Regions from separate parts of the Homo sapiens genome. Here region 2 is linked to region 1. Evidence: chromatin contacts called from ENCODE Hi-C or POLR2A ChIA-PET data. All regions are on one chromosome and are shown on one strand. Each heading gives the region's core, a stretch centred on a gene start or an enhancer-like site at or near the end of the contact. The rest is flanking DNA. Distances are from core to core; before and after follow the strand shown. Region 1 holds the start of ROCK1 (Rho associated coiled-coil containing protein kinase 1). Region 2 overlaps LOC107985161 (a long non-coding RNA gene).

Region 1 (5,401 bases), core at 2,643-5,142:
GTGCACGCGTGTAATCCCAACTACTCGTGGGGGCTGAGGCAGGAGAATCACTCGAACCCAGGAGTCGGAGGTTGCAGTGAGCCAAGATCGCGCCACTGCACTCCAGCCTGGGCAACAGAGTGAGATTCCATCTCAGAAAAAAAAAAAGGAAAATTCAGTCTTTACCAAGTTCAGATTGACGGGGTAATAAAATTTCAGTAACAGCTATCAATAAACAGCTGTGGAACTAAACAGAAAAAGAGGACAAGATTATAAGATTTGAAGGGGAAAAAACAACCAAATCTGTCTGTTGACTATTCTCTTTAACAAAATGTTGTTTTAGAAGTGTTGGGCTCCATGATACCTGGCTGTCCTAACTCTGGAGGCCTTGATGGCTTACCTCCTCCACTCTTCCTCTTTGTTCAACCTTCATCTTTCACCCTCATTTTTCCCTCCATTGTTTCTCCCTTTACCATTATATCAACTTGCACCTTTGTGCAAATGACTTCTAAATCATTATCTGTAATTATGAGCTCAGTTCTGTATCTCCAACAGTCTACAGGTCATTTTCTCATGATTGCTCCACTATCCCCTCAAACACAACGAATCTAAAATTGAATTTATCTGTAGGCCTATTCTTCACAAGCAATTTCCAAACCTGACTTTGCTATTTTTACCATTCTCCCTATAATCCAGGCTCAACCTCTTTAGAGTCATCTGACTATTGCCTCTCTCTTTGGTTCCCCATCTTTTCCCTGCCAATAAAGTTCCATTAATTCTTCTTTTCTCATTCTCATGCCCCAATTTTGGGCTTCAATCATTTCTGGACTATTACAATAATAACAATTTTAAAAAACTGTCCAATCTCACTGTCTCTCCAATCTTTTCCCATGCTAACCCATCTTCCACACACCAGATTCATCTTCTTCATTCATCCTAGCACGGTCTTATTTATAAATATTTAATAGCCACAACAGTGTAAAGGCAATCCAAAATCCTTAGCCTACCAATCAAATCCTCCACAATCTAACGCTAATATTTCCTTCCAACCTTATCTTCCTTGTTTCCCCAAACATGTCATAGCCAGTCATGTCTCCACCCTCTATTCACGTTATCCTCCACTCCTCTTGAGTACCCTCTACCTAAATCCTATCCATCCATTATAAAACATACTTTGGCTCTCTCAACTCACAGTGACTTCTTTCTCTCAATTTCCAAGAACATACATTATCTAAACAATCATCTGGAATTTATCACATTTTCTCAATCTGTGAAGTGTTTAGCTTTGTTTCTGTGTATATATGTGAGACAAGGTTTTGTCTTCCATTAAATAGATTGGACTCTCAGGGAAAGAGTCATGACTTATATTTCCTTGTATCCTCCACATGTAAATAAAGGTCCCCACCAAATGAAGCTATAGCAAGAGGCCAGAAGATGATTTAAAGAAAAAGAAAGCTACTAAACCCTCCCTATAACACCACTCATGTAATAAGGAGATCGAAAAGCAAAATAAAATCAAAAATATATGAAAACTGGATAAATATTAAAAGATAAATCAGACTTCTTAGAAGTTATAGAAATCCTTACTACAAGATATATTCTAATTCCTTCCACTTATCTCGTTTAATAAAATGTTTTAAAATCTATTACGCATCAACCTTCTTTACTATCTCTCAATATAAAGAGCATCCATAATGTGGTGAGACATTTCAAACAACCCACAATAGTCTTATTTCCTGGTCAGGGATGCTTACAACAATTCTGAAAGCTTTGGGAAGCTTGTTGTAAAACCCATACACGTGGAAAAATACAAATAAACAGAAATTTAGAGTAACTGAAATGCACGTTAATTTTAAACAATCTACATTAATTTTCCTTTGATTCAAGATGCGATTTTTGAATTGTATTATTTCTTTGAATGGTATTATTTTGTTTCCTTAATCTTAATCCCCAAAATTGAGCATATCTAACATTATTTCACCGAAGACATTGTGAAATCCTGTCCATATACATGCTCCCTGAAACCTTATTTTAGAGATTATGTGGTTTTGTTTGGACCAAGAAATATTATATAACCCTTAGTTGTTCAGAAACTCTGAACAACTTTGATACATTTACAGAGGAAATGTATCAAACCTAAGAATTCCAATTATTTACAGATAACTGTATTATCAACCACTTAACTATTTTTAAAATGGGATTGTGGTTTTTCATGTCATAAAACCCTCTTTAGAATGTTTTACAAGTGACAATGTTAAGTGCCACACCACCAAAAAGACAGTTACAATAACTGTATGGTACGTACTTTTGTAACCAATAATACAATAAAATAAGTTAACACTGTAATTACCTATGACCAATTATCTTGGTTTTTTACAATAGTTTAGCAAAAAGTTCCTTCAAACTCAAATCACCTATGAAATTTTGGCTCAAAAATCACTTCCTCAATAGCAATTCTCCGTTATCATTTTCAAGGCTAAAAACTAAACCCCTAGGAGCTAAATCGCAAAAAGGAAAAAAAATGCAAAGTAGTCTTTCCAATTTAACTGTCAAACGGATCAGAAAGATTAACATTAATTACTACGATCGCCATTCAACAAACTGTATACATTGCAGTAACTCTGACGTGATAACTTTTTATAGGATGCCTGCAATAGCAGTTTGTAAGTATCTTTCGGGTACTCATGAACTGAGTCAGAATTAAAAGTTCAGAGTAGTTAGTACAGAGCCAGTCAAATGGCAAATAGGACCACACCATGAGATGTTAATGGTACTCCAAGATTCTTCAGGAAACAGAAATCTAGCATTTTCCAAGACGATTATGCACACCTGAGACTTTTGCAGCGAACCAGACTAATGCAAGAGGAAGGAAAGACATGCAAAACCCCAGACAAGCAAAAGAGAACAGCGCTACTCACCAGCAAACAATCCGAATTCACTTCCGATTTGGGATCCCGCAGCAGGTTGTCCATTTTTTCAAATCGAGTCTCAAAACTGTCCCCAGTCGACATGTTGCTGCTGCTGTGACAATGCCCTCTTACCAGCACCAGCAGCGGAAAGCAATTTCAACCAACTTCCTCCGCGGTGGGTTCGCAGCCGCGGGGCGGAGGAGCCGGAACCTCAGGGTCACCAGGTGCGCCCGGTTCCCCCGTCTTCCCCTCACTGAGGGGACCTCCGCTCTCCAGACCCCGGGCCGGGGGCAACAGCGACCCACAGCCGCTCGGACGCCCAAAGTCGCATCCCACCCGGCAGCCCCTCACGACAGCCGACAGCGCCGTCGCCACCAGCCTCGTCGCTCCGGCGAGGTGCTTCAGTCTAGCGGGCCCCGGCCGCCGTCGCCATGGAGGGGTCCCCGTCCCGAGATGGGCAGGAGCGGGTAGAGAAAGAGAAGCAGGGTGGAGACTCCCTCCGGGCAACAAGGGAGGGAGAAGAGGAAAGGCGAAAGCAAAGGGCGGGTGAGGAGCTGTGCCAGCTGCGGCCGCCGCTCGGGCCACGGGCCGGGCCCGCTCCGCTCAGAGGCGCTGTAGACGGTCTAGCCCCGCGTCCCCGGCTCTACTCGGCCCGGCCCGACGCACCGATCAGTCTCGGCCACGAGCTGGTCCACGCAGGACAGCCTCACTCTCCCATTTTGTCCCGTCGCTGCTGGGGCTGCTGCTACGGTGTCCGGTGGGGCAGGGCGAGGTCGATGCCCGATGGAGACTTAGCAGAGGAAAGGCTGGAGAGCGGGCGAAGAGGAAGACGATAGTTGGGTCCCGGCGGCTGCTGATGGGGGAGCTTCTGGGAGGGGCTGCGGTCCCAGCCGGGGAAAGGGCGAGTCGCGGCGGCGAATGCCTGGGGGGTGGGGCGAGGGGGGCTGAGAGGGACTAATATGTCCGCCTTCCTGTTCAAACAAACGGAGACCGCCGGGGCAGACTGCGCATGCGGGGCGCGGACGCTCGGAAGGGGAACCAGCCGGGACCCCGCGCGCGCGCGCGCACTCTGTCGCCTCCGCAGGGTGGGGTGGGGCGGGGCGGTGAGGTGGGCGGGGCCTTGCGGGCAGGCGGTGGAGAAGGCGGACCGCTGGGAGGAGCCGAGTGCGGGTAAGCAGCTGCCGGCAAGGTTCTCGCCTTGGCCGGCTCTGAGGAGCCATGCAGGGCTCTGGAGCGGCCTTGGAGGTCCGGACGGAGGCGGAGCTCTGGCTGCTTCTGATCGCTGTCCCGGCAGATGCCCCAGCTCTGTTTCCTCTGGGTTGCAGCCAGTCCAGAGACTTCTGACGAGGAGAGAGTGCTTGTTCTCCTTGTTGCTGTTAGGGTGGGGCAATAGGTTCTTTTTTAGGCAAGAAGCCTTTTCGTCGGCAGGTACCAGCATTGAGCACCAGTGGCGTTTGGTTTTCAGTGGTACTCCATGGACAGCCCTCCGCGAGCCCCGGCGTTGAACCCATTTACGATTCACTGGGAAAGTTCCGAAGCGCTGCAGCGCTCAGCCCTCCCACGCCAGGCGTGTGTGTCAGGGGAGCCATAAAATACTGACTCCGGAAGATACAGTCAATAGAAGTCAAGCTCAATTTAATTTTTTTAAAGGAAAATAATCTCGTAGAAAAAAATCAATATTTTTAAGTCGTTCGTGTTAGTTCTCATAACACCCCTACTGTAGTTCTCTCCTGGACGTGTAATGCTGCCGTTTCAATGTCAAAACATTCAGTGAAACTTAATTGTGATTTTTATCAGAACTAATGTAGGACATGAGAATAATGGGCATTTCTCCTAGTTCCGTTACTTCGTTGACTGTGGTGTGAGGAAAGGTGAAAGACTTGTCACTCACCCCCGCTGATAAAGTTATGTTCTTCACTGGTTTCAGCAGGAAATCTACCTTAATTTATTCCTCATCAAACTTTATTTTTGCTCAGAAGCCAAATTAAGGATCACTAGAAATAGAAAATGTGGATCTTTTACCCCATGATGGAAAATGCTACAGATGAACCAAAAAGCATCGGAGTAAAAAGCATCGTACAGCATCTGAACAGTCCACCAGCCTTACGATGTGAGTCAGAGGTTAGGAAAATCTTACACTGTTTGAAAAAATGTCTATTTCTATTTTCAATTTATTAAATACAAGAAATATTTAGATATAAAATCCACTATATATATCAAGATAGGACGTTCTTGGTTTATACAAAAATCATAACAAAGACAACTAGACAAACCAGGTATTTCATTAAATGCCTTTGCAGCGACTTTTCTTGGCTCCAGCATTTTAAGTCATGTGAATTAGACTTATTTTTAAGCATAGGGCTTAAAATAAATCAGGCAGTTGCCCTAAAATAAATTTCCTAAACCCTGCTTGTCTTTTTTTTATTATTATTACCATTTTTAGGTATTAGGAATTTTGTTGTTTCTCAGAGAACCGTGAACATTATGTTGCTTTCCATTTAGACACATACGAA
Region 2 (5,085 bases), core at 981-3,480, 52 kb after region 1:
TGAAGAAATGTATTATAAGGAATTGGCTTATGTGATTATGGGCACTGAGAAGTCCCATGATCTGCCATCTACTAGCTGGAAACCCAGGAGAGCCAGTGGTGTAGTTCAAAGATCCTGAGTGCCAGTAAGACGGTGATGTAGATTCCAGACCAGATTCGAAGGCCTGAGAATCAGGAGCACTGATGGCAGGGGAAGATCAATGTCCTAGCCTAAGGAGTCAGAGAGTGAATTCAACCTTCCACCACAATTTTGTTCTATTCAGGTCCTCAACAGATTAGCTGATGCCCACCCACAATGGGGAAGGCCATCTGCTTCGTTGAGTCCACTTATTCCAATGCTAATCTCTCCAGATATACCCTCATACACACCCAGAAATAATGCTTAACCAGCTGCCTGGGCATCTCGTATCCCAGTCAAGCCATCATATAAAATTAACCATCTCACCTTCCTTTAAGGAATGAATAGACTAGGGAGAGAGCATCCTTTTAGACCAATAAGCCATCACAATGTCATAAGAGACCAGTCTGTATGAGATGCTGTGCACCGTGTGTAGGAAGAAATATCACAATTTTGTTTCATCTAAAAATGAGGGCTAATTAGGAATCTAAAGTAGGAAGGTATAGGTAAAAGGCTGGCTATAAGAAATTCTACTTGAATAAAAAAATGGGTGGAAATACAGGGAGATACAGAGAACATGGTGTGTTTGAGGAAGGGCAACTAATTTTAGCATGGCTAGTTCAATGCAGTTGTCTTTATTCATTTGCATGTGTAAATGATCAGAAAAACTAACCCAAAGTCACTTCATTCCTTAATATTTATTGAGTGCCTACTCTATGTCATGTTCTGCTAAGTTCTTAGGCTGCAATGATGAGTAAAATGAGGTCCAGTCCCTGCTCCTATGTAGCTAAATAGTCAACATCAATTGCTGAAGGCCCAAAAGAGATGGCATATGTAGAACAAAATAGCATCCAGTTATCAAGGCAGGCAAGTAAGTTCTTACGATGAAAACATATGAGGCAGACATTCCAAATGAAATTTTTTCAGCACATTATTAGTTCACTTCTCATCACAAGTGACCTAGGCATCTGCTCTGTGCTCAGGGAATGCAAACTAATGCTAATATTAGCCACATCAACAAATAGAAATGAAAGGCAGAAGGAAGGAACTAAAAAAGGAAGGAAGGCAAAACTGCTGCCCCCAAAGGATATTAAAAATATTTTTATTCAGCCAGGCGCAGTGGCTCACGCCTGTAATCCCAGCACTTTGGAAGGCCGAGGCGGGCGGATCACGAGGTCAGGAAATCAAGACCATTCTGGCTAACACGGTGAAACCTGTCTGCACTAAAAATACAAAAAATTAGCCGGGCGTGGTGGCAGGCGCCTGTAGTCCCAGCTACTCGGGAGGCTGAGGCAGAAGAATGGCGTGAACCGGCGAGGCGGAGCTTGCAGTGAGCTGAGATCGCACCACTGCACTCCAGCCTGGGCAAAGAGTGAGACTCCATCTCAAAAAAAAGAAAAAAAAATTATTCTACCTCCTGTTTTTGTATTACCCATTTTTATTAGTCCATTATATTTAGCTTAAATACTGGCCTAGACGGATACTGAACAGGCTGTTATATTACAGCACTTTCTCTTCTATCTATACAGACCTGCATTCATGGAAGGGGGATCTCTTATGGAAAGTTATTTGCAATGCAGCTAAGTTATCCTAAAATAAACAAATCTGGAAGAATAGGGGGCTGACAATGATCTGTTAGACCCTGTTACTAAAGAATTGCTGTTATCTGAGCATTGTATGTGCATTTCAAATAACTCTCAGGAGGAGTTTGTATAGCTTTTGTTTTTTTGTTTTTGTTGTTGTTGCTGTTTAGAGACAGGGTCTCACTATACTGCCCAGGCTAGTCTCGACCTCCTGGACTCAAGTGATCCTCGACCTCCCAAAGTGCTGGGATTGCAGGCATGAGCCACCACATCTGGCCTTGTGGAGCATTTTTAAAGGGAGAAGAGGAAGAAGAGTTTGATACTTTCTGTCCTCATCTCAGTGAGATGCCTTTTTTTTTTTTTTTTTTTGGTCTAATGTATTCTTCCTCAAAAGGGCAGAATCCAAGTCAGATGCAGTGCGAGTGAAGGGGTTAGTCTGTTCTATAAACTGTTAGAGAGATTTAAAAAATAGGCAATCTAATTGACTCATGCATGGCTCACAGCCATATAAATGCTTGCAAAATTGCTTCCTGCACAGTAATAGTGACCACAGAGAAGCAGAAGTAAAATGGAAGCGAGCAAGATGAGAGCTCTTAGGAAATCTTTAGCAGGACTTTCAAACTTTTGTTAAACCTTTTGTTTAACCTTGTGGAGAACTTTCCTTTGGAAAATTAAATGTACTTTCAACAAGCATACTGCAAGTTAAAAGTCACATAATTCACCTACAAAATAAGACCTCATTGGTAGCAAATTTCATTTCTAGAAATATATTGTCTTTCAGAACCAACTGAAGAGAAGCAATTTTTTTTTTTCAAGAAGGACTGCGGCTACATTGTTACTAAGAGATTTGTAATCTGCTTTAAACATGTTACTAAGAAAGAAGTTGACGTAACTACTAAGTTTGCTATTTACATTTAATTAAGGGCATTACTTAAAATGTATTTGGGCATTTGAGCTATTAACAATATACACATTTATAACTTTCCTCATATTCGCTTTTAACAAAATCTTTCTTTTGCTGTCTTCTTCAAAACTCCCTGCCCTTGTATTGATTAGCTTTACCTGTAATTTATTTCCTGGTGTCTCCTTATGCTTTGCTGAAACATGCACCATGCAATTACTCAGCATAATTTGTTTTTTTGTCCCTTGCCAATCATACACCAAAAAAAAAAAAAAGCATATCTCATCTGTTTGTAGTTTCCTTTTACTACTTAATTAAAAGTAATCAGCTGAAAGATTATACTGAAATTAATCTCTAAATTCATTGGTTGGTCACCAACTCGGAGGTAGGAAATAATTTTTTCCATGTAAAACTTCCTTCTAAAAGCCTGAGTTGCAGTAACAATAACAATATAGTTGCACAATATGTAAACAATTATCTCCTGAGTTACAAAAATATTTTTCAGGCATCCACTTGAACTTTTATAATTTATGTCATTACCCTCCTTGTTGGCTTCCAAATAATAATTTATAAGAATTTTATGTATCATCATTTTGAGTCAAAATGAAAGCCTGAATTTCCTTTAGAAACTAAGAAAAACTAATTTATTATTAAGGTGATTTTGTTTTTGTTGTTGTTTTAATGTTTTGAGACAAGTTCTCAGTCTGTTACTCGGGCTGGAGTGCAGTGACACAATCTTGGCCCTCTGCAACCTCTGCCCCCAGGCTCAATCAATCCTCCCACCTCAGCCCCTTGATTAGCTAGGACCACAGGCGTGTACTAGCATGCCCAGCTATTTTTTTTTTTTTTTGTATTTTTAGTAGAGATGGGGTCTCACCGTGTTGCCCAGGCTGGTCTTGAACTCCTGAACTCAAGCTATCCGCCCGCCTCAGCCTCCCAAAGTGCTGGGATTACAGGTGTGAGCCACCGCGCCCCACCAGTGATTTTATTTTTGGTGTTTCATGGTTTACTTAGGAAACTAAAACATTTTATGTATGTGTTTATGTGACTACTAAATTATGACATCAACTGATAAAAGAGTTGAACCATTCTAAGAGAATAAAAGTTTAACTTAAGTCCTGTATTTAAGTTCTTTTAATTCCATCATTAAAATTATGTGTGTGTGTATGTGTGTGTGTGTGTGTAAACACACATACAAAGCAGGAGAAAAATATTCATTCTCAATATACTCTATTTCTTATCTAGAAGATGGATTCTCAGCCGGGTGGGGTGGCTCACACCTGTAACCCAACACTTTGGGAGGCCGAGGCAGGTGGATCGCTTGAGGCCAGGAGTTTGAGACCAGCTTGGACAACCTAACAAAACCCTTTCTCTACAAAAAAAAAAAAAAAAAAAAAAAAACACAAAAATGGCTGGGCGCAGTGGTTTACTCCCGTAATCCCAGCACTTTGGCAGGTCAAGGCGGGTGAATCATCTGAGGTCAGGCATTTGAGACCAGCCTGCCCAACATGGTGAAACCCCGCCTCTACTAAAAATACAGAAAATTAGCCAGATGTGGTGGCCCATGCCCATAGTCCCAGCTACTCGGGAGGCTGAGGCAGGAGAATTGCTTGAACCCAGGAGGCAGAGATTGCAGTGAGCCAAGACCACGCCACTGCCCTCTATCCTGGGCGACAGAGTGAGACTCCGTCTCAAAACAAACAAACAAACCAACACACAAAAATTAGCTGGGCTTTTTTAGTGTGGCACACCCCTATAATGCCAGCTACTTGGGTGTCTGAGGTGTGAATCACTTGAACCCAGGGGGCAGAGGTTGCAGTGAGCTGAGATCATACCACTGTACTCCAGCCTGGGGTGACTGAGTGAGACCCTGTCTCAAAACAAACAAACAAACAAAAACCAAAAAAAACCCCAAGATGGATGGATTATCTTTTAGGAGAAATCTTTTTTTGAATAAAGTTTACTGAGAATCCATTGAAAAGTCTTAGTCCCCTGATATACTTTGGATATGTATCCCCTCTGAAACTTACGTTGAATTGTAATCCCCAATGTTGGAGGTGGGGCCTGGTGGGATGGGAGGTGATTCGATCATGGTGGTGGATTTCTCATGAACGGATTAGCTCTATCATCTTGGTGCCGTCCTCATGATAGTGAGTGAGCTCTCATGAGATCTGGTTGTTTAAAAGTGTGTGGCGCCTTCCCCAAACTCTCTCTCTCTTGCTCCTGCTTTCGCCATGTAAGGTGCCTTCTCCTGCTTTGCCTTGTCCCATGAGTAAAAGCTCCCTGAGGTGTCCCCAGAAGTCAAGCAGATGCTGGTGCCATGCTTGTACAGCCTGCAGAACTTTAAGCCAATTAAACCTATTTTCTTTATAATTTATTCAGTCTTAAGTATTTCTTTATAGCAGTGGAAGAATGGCCTAACACATCCCCCAACTGACAACAGTAAAATTCCCAATTCATCTAGCTCCCTGAGGACATATCTGA

The links. A loop is a pair of places that touch in the nucleus more often than their neighbours do. ChIA-PET counts read pairs that join two places held with the same protein, here RNA polymerase II (POLR2A). Pooled maps may share reads with other maps.
Region 2: a map of PC-3 shows a loop between it and region 1 (9-fold over the local background). The contact joins the enhancer-like site here to the promoter of ROCK1 in region 1. A Hi-C loop is called at or near these places in 32 of 168 maps with a recorded cell type or tissue (A673, CD14-positive monocyte, CD4-positive, alpha-beta memory T cell and 25 more), 5 of 37 single-sample maps with no recorded cell type and 29 of 50 pooled maps. POLR2A ChIA-PET finds 5 or more read pairs at or near these places in 7 of 52 experiments (AG04449, AG04450, HCT116 and 4 more).

Annotation. Positions count from the first base shown.
Region 1 is chr18:21,107,921-21,113,321 of GRCh38, forward strand. It overlaps ROCK1 (Rho associated coiled-coil containing protein kinase 1), which reads right to left and starts at 3,893. Exons shown (of 33, transcript NM_005406.3): 1 at 2,898-3,893. The coding sequence starts at 2,990. RefSeq lists enhancers at 3,546-4,134, 3,788-4,082, 4,182-4,401, 4,432-4,491 and a silencer at 3,752-4,141.
Region 2 is chr18:21,161,886-21,166,970 of GRCh38, forward strand. All of the region lies in intron 2 of LOC107985161 (a long non-coding RNA gene), which reads right to left. Among named protein-coding and RNA genes, the nearest start is that of ROCK1, 53 kb to the left of the region's middle. Within about 2 kb of position 2,231, at least 2 of the 41 ENCODE cell types and tissues checked have a DNase peak (open chromatin) inside an H3K27ac peak, as active enhancers do; they include CD14-positive monocyte and PC-3, where a contact is called at or near this core.